Regions from separate parts of the Homo sapiens genome. Here region 2 is linked to region 1. A link is a contact called in ENCODE Hi-C or POLR2A ChIA-PET data. All regions are on one chromosome and are shown on one strand. Each heading gives the region's core, a stretch centred on a gene start or an enhancer-like site at or near the end of the contact. The rest is flanking DNA. Distances are from core to core; before and after follow the strand shown.

Region 1 (4,842 bases), core at 669-3,168:
ATAATTTCCCTTTTCTAGTCTACAAGTATTATGGTAGCCCACCCTCAACAGTACTGAGAATGAAAATTATAGCAAAACTCTTTTGTATTAGTTACTTCTGTGTCATAATGAGAGTCTCAAGATAAATGAAAGGAGGGATGGATAAAATGATTTCTTATGATGGGCAAAGGTTGGAAGAAACATCATGTGGGGAGAGGGCAAAGAGAAAACAGATAAAAAGAGAATAAAAGAGGAAATGAGTGGCTTATGTGAGCAAGCGATGAGCTAAAGTGGAAGTGTAGGAGAGGTGAGTTGCTTAGGTCTAAGGAGAAAGACTGCTTAGGTGTGTGTTCACCCCCAGGACGAAGAAAGGAACACTGGGTGAGATTTTGTTCAACTACCCATAGTTACCACCAGATGGTGAAACTGATCCCGGGCCTCTTGGGTATTGATCAGTTTATGGGGAGATGGGGAGAAGACTATCTTTCACTTGTTAATTCATTAATTTCTTTCGCAAATATTTTTTCAGTACCTGCTAAGTCCCACGGACTATGCTAGGAGCTGCTGTTAAAATGACAAACCAGATAAGGTCACTGCCCTTAATCAACTTACAGTTGGGTGAGAAGCTATCAGGTACAAGTATGGCCCTAGAACAAATTAGTCTTTTCTAGTTAATAATCTTATGTGATGAGATTTGGCCTTGCTCCTTTGGTGACTTGCCTCAAGGAGCCCCAGGCAAAACCAATGTAACATATATTAATAATATATGAAATAATATATTTTGTAGACACAATTGCCTTATGTTGTCCAGGCTAGCCTCGAACTCCTGAGCTCAAGCAATCCTCCCCACCTCTGCCTCCCAAAGTTCTGGGATTACAGACGTGAGCCGCCGTACCCAGCCAAAAATGTTTATTTTGATTAGATGACTGGTATTAATCTGATTAACCAAAGAGACAAGGTATTACTAAATTCCTCATCCCTGGTAACATTTCCATGTTAGCTGTTTTCTATTTGTTTTTTCTTTTCCACAATGGTGCGGCCTAGAAACAGTTAACCTTCTTCGGGGTATTACATACCTTAGACATATAAAAAAGCTATGAGCATTCAACACTGAAATAATCATATAAACCAAACATACTGCACACTACTTCAGGGATACTCTGAAGCCCATCCTTAGACCCCAGACTCAAACAAAACAAAATACGATGTAAAGAACTGACACAAATCATCAGAGTTTAGAGAACAACGTGACGGGCAGCAGAGGAGAGGAGAGGGTTGAAGCAAACTTTTTTGGTTTTTTTTTCCTAAGTAGGGCTGGTTCTGGCTTGTCTTCCTTCTCCCCACTTTGCTTCTTACTCTTGGGCTTACAAACTGCCTGGTTTCCCTTCTCCAAGTCAGGGCTTCGTTTCTCTGCCTTGGCCTTCCTACCCCACCTTCTGCGTTCTGACTCCATGAGGCCCTTTTCGCGTCTCATTTTCTGCCTTCTTTAGGCGTTCCCTCGGCGGCTCTGCAGTGTGATCTCATCTCTTTGTTTCTCCCCGGCTGCCGTCAGTCACCGGCTCTCTGCGCCCCCACCCGCGCGGGCTCGCGGCCGTGCTGCGGGCGTGGCCTCAGCCGCTGAGACCCTGGGGACCGCAGGGCGTGGCGCGGCCTCCGCCCGCTGCACGGAGAGCCCCCCAGAGGCAGCGACACGGCGCTTGGGGTCCGCGGGGCTCCTCCTCCAACTCCGCAGACCTCCGGGGAGGCCTCTTGCTCCCCGAACACCCGGGAGTTCGCTTTCATTTTTAACGAATCTCCACAATCTCTTGTTTGGGAGATAATTGCTTCTTTCAGGGGCTTGGAGAACAAAAGCGTCAGCCCAGGGCCCCAGGTCTCTCCGCGGGAGGAGGGCACCCAGGGGCGATGCGCCGGGCTCTCTCCTTCGCCCTTCTTGGCCCGCTCGCCTTCAGCTCCCACCCGCAGCAGCAACCGCAGCCTGCTTCCGGGGACTGAGCAGCCCTGGGTCAGCCAAGGTTAAGCAGCGGGTGGGGAAGAGGAGAGAAAGCTGGGTCAATTGGAAGTAACCTTCTTGTACCGCCCACTTTTTCCTTGCTTGGAGGCGGCAAAAAGCACTTTAGCATTCTTCGGGCTGTTTGCGCCTCTTTCTCTAACAGGGCCAGGGGAGTGGAAGAGCGGCCGGCAGGAAGGTTTCTTTGTCAGCAAAAGCGGACCTTTGGAAACTAAACAGCAATGCTCTGTCTTTAGAAGACAGCACAGGAAGGAACAAACAGCTGAGGAGTGAAGGCCAGAGACCCCATTTGGAAAACAATGGCCTTTCATGATTATTACTATTTTTAAAAAGTTTTCTAGGCTTTTTCATTTGAACTTTCCATTTCTCACTATGAAATGCAGGTTCTATAGACAATTGCACACAAGTTTCTTTTTCGGGGGGGAGGGTAAACGAAGCAGGTGGAAAGAAGTGAGATGATTGTAGACGTGGCCAAATTTAGACTTGGTGTGAGATTTCCTCTTCGCTTGGAAACACATGGCACCAGCATGCATTTGTTCATTCATTCAATAATGTGAATGAACATTAAACACTACGATGTGATGGGCTTTGTCACAGGCTGTAAGTGGCTTCAGGTCCACATGAAAGGAGAGCGAAAAATTAAAATAAAATATTAGAGAGAGAGAAAAGGGAAGAGGGGCAAGGTGTCAGGCAGCAAGCTTCTTAGGGTCAGAATGGGTCCCCATCCCTAAAAGCTGATGACTGAAGAGACCCACGAGGGTAGACGAGCTGTAGAGAGACAATACTGCATCTGCCAGTGATGAGTGTAGGAAGCTCATGAGGGTTAGAACCTTCCCTCTCTGTTTTCTGACCTCTTTTTCTTTTTAAATAGGTTGAAGCCAACTGTGGTAGAGGATAACAGTGATTCGCGTATCTTATTTATTTATTTTTAGCAGCCCCCTCCCCCGCAACTAGGACAGTGAGTTCCATTCAGATTTTCAACACAGCTAAAAACTTGGCTTTAAAACTTGTGAAGGGAGACATTTCTTTAGAATCTTTCACTTTTTTCATCGCAGAGGCTTTGGGGGAATGTTTAGCTTTTTGCTGAATCATGAAGGGTTTGTTACTGCATTCTGAGAGGGTAGGAATTAGATGCCTAAAGGATGGTGTCTGCTTTCCTGTTGAGGTGGTTTATTTAACAGTTCATAGAGGCATGCAGGTCAAGTCATCCTTAACTGTACAGAGTCAAGGGTATTGCCACATGGGAGGCTGGCCAGCGGAGAAGTTTGGTGCTCTCTCAGTTTGGAGATCCTCATGTTGTATACATATTCCAAAATTCCCAGTAATTATGTACCTATAATTATATACCTATAAATACCATTCCAGATACTAGAATAAGATCACAGATAACTTCTTAGATGTTTCTTTTCTAGAGAAATAGGGAAACAGAACATATATACATTTGCACACAATTCAAACTTACACTTTGAATGTTTGTCTTAAATCTCCTAGTCAACTCCCTTAATGTACAGACAAAGAAACAGATCCAGAGAAGTGAAGAGACTTTCATAAAGTTGGAGTCAGGTTGGGATATGTCAGGCCTGGCCTTCTTGCTGCTGATTATTTCTCTGAATTTTATAATAGAGGCACCTCTGAAACTGTCTGAAACTTTTCATTTAAAGAGATATTCAAAAAGAACTGTAGATTTCTCAGAACGGGTGTGTTTAGTCTGAGTGTTGTGGGCCAGTATATTTCATCATTGAATGTGCAAAAGATTTGTTAAAATGGAGATATTGGTTCAGTGGGCCTGGGCGGGGTGACAGTCTGCATTGCCAGCCCAAACTGCCCTTAGTGGTGCAGATGTTGCTGGTCCACATGTGGAACGGCTAGGCTGTAGACAGCATCTGTCCTCCTTGCCTTTCCTTCTTGCTGAGGGAACAGCCCTGGGGATTTAAGAAGCCCTTTTTGTTTCTGTTGCCAGGTCACTGTGCTCCCTTAGCTAATCTCGATAGCTTTCACTGCCTTGTCTTCATCCAGATCTAAGATTGTTAGAAATAGTCCCTAGAGACAGGTGTCTTGAGCTGGAGGGTGTGATCCTTTGTATAGTGACTTAGCACCATTTAACTTGGTTCCACAAAATGTTTCTTTCACACATAAGCAATTTACTCAACTCAGATTGTTAAAAAAAAAACTGTTTTTCCTTCCACAAGTGTCCTCCCAGCTGCAGCTCATTGCACTCCCTTGCAGCTGGGAGTGCAGCTGGCATGCTGCTAGCTCACTGGTCTGGCCCTTCCACTGGAACCCAGCAAGTTTTCTGTGCTTTTTTTCACCACTCTCTTCTATCCTGCACTTCTGCATGTGACGCCTAGATTTAGCTGTAAGTGCCTTTGTGCAGCATCTGAGTTGAGCAAGCTGCTAAGATATAACTGGGCAGAGGTTCTTCTAAGGCAGGCAAACTTCAGTGTCACCCAAAGGGTGGTTTGACTTGGCTTTGCTTTGTCAAGCCCACCGGGCTTTGATATGACTTTGTTTTTGTTTGTTTGTTTGTTTGTTTTTGTTTTTTTGAGAGGAATCTCGCTCTGTCGCCCAGGCTGGAGTGCAGTGGCGTGATCTCTGTTCACTGCAAGCTCTGCCTCCCGGGTTCACGCCGTTCTCCTGTCTCAGCCTCCCGAGTAGCCGGGACTACAGGCACCCGCCACCAAGCCTGGCTAATTTTTCGTATTTTTAGTAGAGATGGGGTTTCACTGTGTTAGCCAGGATGGTCTCGATCTCCTGACCTCGTGATCCACCCGCCTCGGCCTCCCAAAGTGCTGGGATTACAGGTGTGAGCCACCGCACCCAGCAATATGACTTTGAATCGCAAGTTTGGCTTGGGG
Region 2 (4,842 bases), core at 1,359-3,858, 130 kb after region 1:
ATAGGTAGTTTTCCTTCATGTTTATTTTTTCTTTTTATGATCTGAAGCTACAGTTCTGTCTCATAGGGCCCTACTGAGTTCCCCTTGTCTTAAATCCTATTAAAATGCCTGGCCTATGTGACTCCACCCAAATTAATCTGTGATATCCTCTGGAGTCCATCCTCTCAAATCACCTTGAGTACTTTTCCTTCTTGCTGTTCATTCTCCACTGAATTCCCATGCCCCCAGATTAAGAAAGTAATCTGATAAATAACTAAAAAATATATTATTTGCGCCCATATATTTATGATTTATTTTTGAATATTCAAAATACCCTGCTTTAGCCCAAGTTTCGCAGTGATTTTTATGCTGCGATCTTAAAGATTCCTTTATTATGGCTTTATGTGTGTCTGTTTTGCTTAACCGGAACCACATTTCCAAGAACTCCTTTTGTTTCCGGGTCAGGACTGGCCACAAGGAAAAAATGAACAAGATCTGGAAGGCAGAAAAGAAGCACCAACTATCTTTATGATTTGAAGGTGGGTGTGAAACCAGGCTCACCTAAGTTGTCACTGATCTGCTGGTTCACCCTGTTGGCATGGGCTCCTTCAAGTCCTGCTAGATACCCCTGCTTCTGCTTCTCTGAATCCCTGGCTAGGTATGTGTATGTTTCCTTGGTGAAAAGCGTCAGTTTATGCTGCAAGTCATTTACATGGAGGCCATGAGAAACAACTATGAGTTTCATTTTTTCTTTGCTGTATCCATTTCGTATGCATCTTTCCTTCTTGATCGTCAGCCCTGCAGACTTCACGCCCAAGAGTAGATGCAGAGGCCTTAGACTACTTAACACATTCTCATAATTGCATAGAATCTAAACCCTATAATAAATCCCTGGTTTTATATCACTCACAATGGTTCTACTTCCCTAATAGAACTATAACTGATACATATGCAATGTAGTATCGCATAGCTAGAGTTTCCATACAGTATAAAAGAATATTAGTTTATTTTTCACTATGATTTTGATTTACATTTTTATCACATCATATCTCTTTTACCTCTATAGCAGGCTCAAAACTTGCTATAGATTGAAATGCTTACAAAAGAGTAGTTCTATCATTCTTTAGTATTTCTCAGACTATTACTGTGTCTGATTACTAAGGAACAAAAATGTTTATTTTTATAATTAAGTACATATACATTAATTTTGTTGTACATTTTTTTGCTTTCAACATCAAATTCTGTTTATGCATGCACGTGTAGCAGAAATTGTTGTGCCTTGTATGAATGTTTTTATAGTCCTTAAAAATAATGGATGCAATATCTGTGGTAGCCTGACAGTTTAAATAATGTTCCATTGCTCATTTTATTCAACAGATTTCCATTCAGCAGTTCTTAGCGGTATCTACAATATGTCCAGATCAGTGAATTTCTATGAGGGATTCAAAAGAAATATAAGACACAATTCCTTCTCTCGTGAAACTTATGGTCTAATATTTACTTTTATAAATAAAGGAGAGATTGAGAGACAGATTGTGTGAGAGAGTGAGTGTGTGTGTGTGTGTGTGTGTGTGTTAGGGAAGAAAGGGTTGACTTGTAGCCCTCCCCCAGGGGTGCAGCTTCAAGTAATAACAGTCCGTATTAGGGCAAGGTGGGTACTGTGGCAAACTGGAGAGCCACTTGCCCCTTCTAATGGCAGTAACAGCTCCTCAACTCCCACCAATGGGGTTACCATTTAGGTCAAGTCTCTAGATGTTCTCTTGTTCAAGGGATGCTGTAAATTGGGACAGTTACATGAAAATTCCCACTTAAAAAATATGCACGGAGCGGGCACGGTGACTCACACCTGTAATCCCAGCACTTTGGGAAGCCGAGGCAGGCGGATCACCTGAGGTCAGGAGTTCGAGACTAGCCTGGTCAACATGGTGAAACTCCGTCTCTACTAAAAATACAAAAATTTCCCGGGCGTGGTGGCGCACGCCTGTAGTACCAGCTACTCAGGAGGCTGAGGCAGCAGAATCGCTTGAACCTGGGAAGCAGAGGTTGCAGTGAGCCTAGATTGCGCCATTGCACTCCAGCCTGGGCAACAAGAGCGAAACGCCGTCTCAAAAGAAAACAAAAAAAATGCACGGAGGGAAAACAGCCCGGAGGCTGAATCCTGTCCAACAGTAGTTATAACCCTAGTTTTTCCAACACGAGTAAATATAAAGGCATCTTGCTCCTCTGGAAATAGGGAGAACCAGACCTAGCTATCTTCTTGAAAAAGAAAAAAAAATACTTCTGCATCCTCTCAACTTAAAACGAAGGAAATAAGATAGTTATCAATCAGCATCATTTGGGCATATTGTTATTATTTACTATCATTTTATTAAAATTAATAATAGATTTACTGTAAAAACAGAGCCTGCCTTGCGCGTAGCACTCGATAAACGCTTTTTATTATTCTGCTTGTTGACGCTGTTACCTCTCTTTTGGAGTAAAAGGGGGCGGAATCGCAACAAGACCCCAGGACCCCGTGTGCGCGCGCGTGTCGGGGGAGCTGACCTATGACAAACATGTGCAGAGCTCTAGTACCCAGCCACGCGGAGGCTGCCGGTTGACAGAAGCGTTGCCGCCCCCTGCCGCCGAGTTCACCCTGCCGTCACTGCTGGAAGCCGCACCCCTAGGAAAGGCTGCAAACCCACCCTGCCCCCAACACACCCGCGCTCCCTCTCTGCAGGCCGGCTCCATCCCCGCCCCCAGGTGGCCAAGCAACACCGCCTTCTAGCTTCCTCCCGACCGGGCGGCGCCTGCAGCTGCCTGGGGAAGGAGCCCCGCAGCAGCGCGAGCGGGTGGGCGGGGGGTGCGCGGGCCGCAGGGCAGGAGGGAGGGCGCAGGTAGGCGGGCGGGGAGAAGCTAGGCGGCCGGGCCGAGCGGTCGCGCCCAGCCCTGCCTCTCTCCCTTCTCGACTCACAGGCGGCCTGACTCACTCCTTTGTTTCTGGAAAAGATCTATCTGTACTAGCCCGAGGCGGAATTCACCCCGCCCGCACTCATCAGAAATCGTTTGCTTATTCTCTGCGCCCCTCCGTGCTCGCCTGGGACGCGGGCGGAATCCTGACGCAGGCTGTCAGCCGCGGTGACGGGTGACACCGGGTGAGCAGCCGTCCGCGCCGCCTTCCCTGCGCCGACGGGCAGCGCGGCGTTCGGCGCGCACTGCTGCCCCCTCGTGGCAGGAGCAAGCATCGCAGCAGCGCCGACACCACCGCCCACCTGCAGCCCGGGGAGCGTCACTTCTGGGTGTTTTTCAAAGGGAGCATTTTTACAGCTCCATTCAACTGCTGGGATTAGGAGATGTGGCTCCCAGGTTGATTACTAATGAATGAGAAGGGGTGTGGTCTGTGCGTGTATGTTCTTGTGTGCGTGTACGCGTGTGAGAGAGAGAGAGGGAAGGGGGGAGAACAACTGTAAGAGCATGTTTGTGGTGACAGGATAATGGAGAAGGGAGGAAGGAAGGGGAAAAATGAAAGAGATTAAAAAGCAAGAGAGGCAAAGTGACAGTGACGAGGGAAGAGAGTGACAGGGAAGGATGCAGAAAGAATGCAGGGAGCAACAGTTTGATGGGAAATGGGAGGGGACTTCTGCATGAGAGAGAGGTGAGGATTTGACATCCGTGAGAGGTAAAGTTTCATTTTGGTGAAGTGAACCTTGTGAACATTTCAATATACCTCTCTCCTGCTTTACGTCCCATTTTGTTTGGCAGCTGCTAGAAATGAGTTTCCGTTTTTCTGTCTTGTTTTAATATTCTCATGTCTCCCACATCACTGAGATCATTAGAGGCAGAAACAATTATGTCATGCATTCCCTGCATCTGACAGAACCCTCTGTGCGTGCTGGTTTATTAACTCCAGCCTTGCCCCTCTGCCATCAGCTACATCTGCTTTTGTTATTCTGATCCACGTTTCATGAGCATGCACACACACACTCTCTCCCTCTCTCCACTGACCTCTGTGGGCTCACTTGTCCTTTGGGAAATAGACCAGTAGCTGCTCAGAATCCAAATGTACGTGACAAACACTCTTGAAAAGGCTTCTGCCACCTACTCATCAACAAACAAGCAAAACAAAGCCCCAACAGCCACAAATAGCCACAAAAAAAGGTTCTTCTGGATCACATCTGTAACTCTTGACCTAATCCTTTCATTTTCCCTAGAAGAACAAAAGAAAGAGAGAGTTTTTGCAGGATCTGTGTTAGGCTATAGCTTGTTATGGTGGCAAAAAGGTTAAAAGGGATTTTCTATACCCCATTCTTGGTTACTATTTTGCCAACATTACCCCCCACACAAGTATGTGTGTGGGGGGCCACATTTAGAAAGTCTGGACAGGATGATAAAAATTGTTTTGGCAGAAGATAAATCATTGCATATGGGCGTGGGCAGTAATGCCCAAACTCATTTACCGTAACAAATGGTTTCATGAAAATATTTTGGTCAGTACAGCTTATTTTGGCATACTGAGAGGTGGTTGCCTATCTGTGTGATTGCATAGAGAGGATGGACATCTTGTGGGTCAGCATTGCTTAATTCATTCAGAGGGAGCTCTGAGGAGAGTGGCCATCCTTCGTGTTTGACCTTCATACTGAGGCGTGCCCAGGGATTATTGAGGATAGGAATTCAGTTTGGAGATAAACCATTCTTTCATAATTTTAGTAAATGGATTATGATGCACATAAACAACAAGAAGAGAAAAATGCTTTGGGACTTCCAAATACAAAACCTTTCTCTGACATGGTTATGTGAGAGGGGGAGAGTTATAATATTTTTGCCGCAATCAGTTGTTCTGAAGTTCAACAGAGATAATATAAGTGAACATGCTTTGCAAACTCA

The links. A loop is a pair of places that touch in the nucleus more often than their neighbours do. ChIA-PET counts read pairs that join two places held with the same protein, here RNA polymerase II (POLR2A). Pooled maps may share reads with other maps.
Region 2: a loop to region 1 is called in a map of B cell, with 11 times the contacts of the local background. The contact joins two enhancer-like sites. A Hi-C loop is called at or near these places in 17 of 168 maps with a recorded cell type or tissue (B cell, CD4-positive, alpha-beta T cell, CD4-positive, alpha-beta memory T cell and 11 more), 13 of 37 single-sample maps with no recorded cell type and 30 of 50 pooled maps. POLR2A ChIA-PET finds 5 or more read pairs at or near these places in 15 of 52 experiments (AG04450, B cell, CD4-positive, alpha-beta T cell and 9 more).

What each region holds. Positions count from the first base shown.
Region 1 is chr3:115,656,978-115,661,819 of GRCh38, forward strand. All of the region lies in intron 1 of GAP43 (growth associated protein 43), which reads left to right. Among named protein-coding and RNA genes, the nearest start is that of GAP43, 36 kb to the left of the region's middle. RefSeq lists enhancers at 814-1,686, 1,687-2,558 and silencers at 1,480-1,709, 1,890-1,959. Within about 2 kb of position 1,919, at least 35 of the 41 ENCODE cell types and tissues checked have a DNase peak (open chromatin) inside an H3K27ac peak, as active enhancers do; they include B cell, CD4-positive, alpha-beta T cell, CD8-positive, alpha-beta T cell and 5 more, where a contact is called at or near this core.
Region 2 is chr3:115,781,488-115,786,329 of GRCh38, forward strand. No RefSeq gene overlaps it. Among named protein-coding and RNA genes, the nearest start is that of SNORD155, 120 kb to the right of the region's middle. RefSeq lists enhancers at 2,557-3,057, 3,089-3,767 and a silencer at 2,798-2,847. Within about 2 kb of position 2,609, at least 38 of the 41 ENCODE cell types and tissues checked have a DNase peak (open chromatin) inside an H3K27ac peak, as active enhancers do; they include B cell, CD4-positive, alpha-beta T cell, CD8-positive, alpha-beta T cell and 5 more, where a contact is called at or near this core.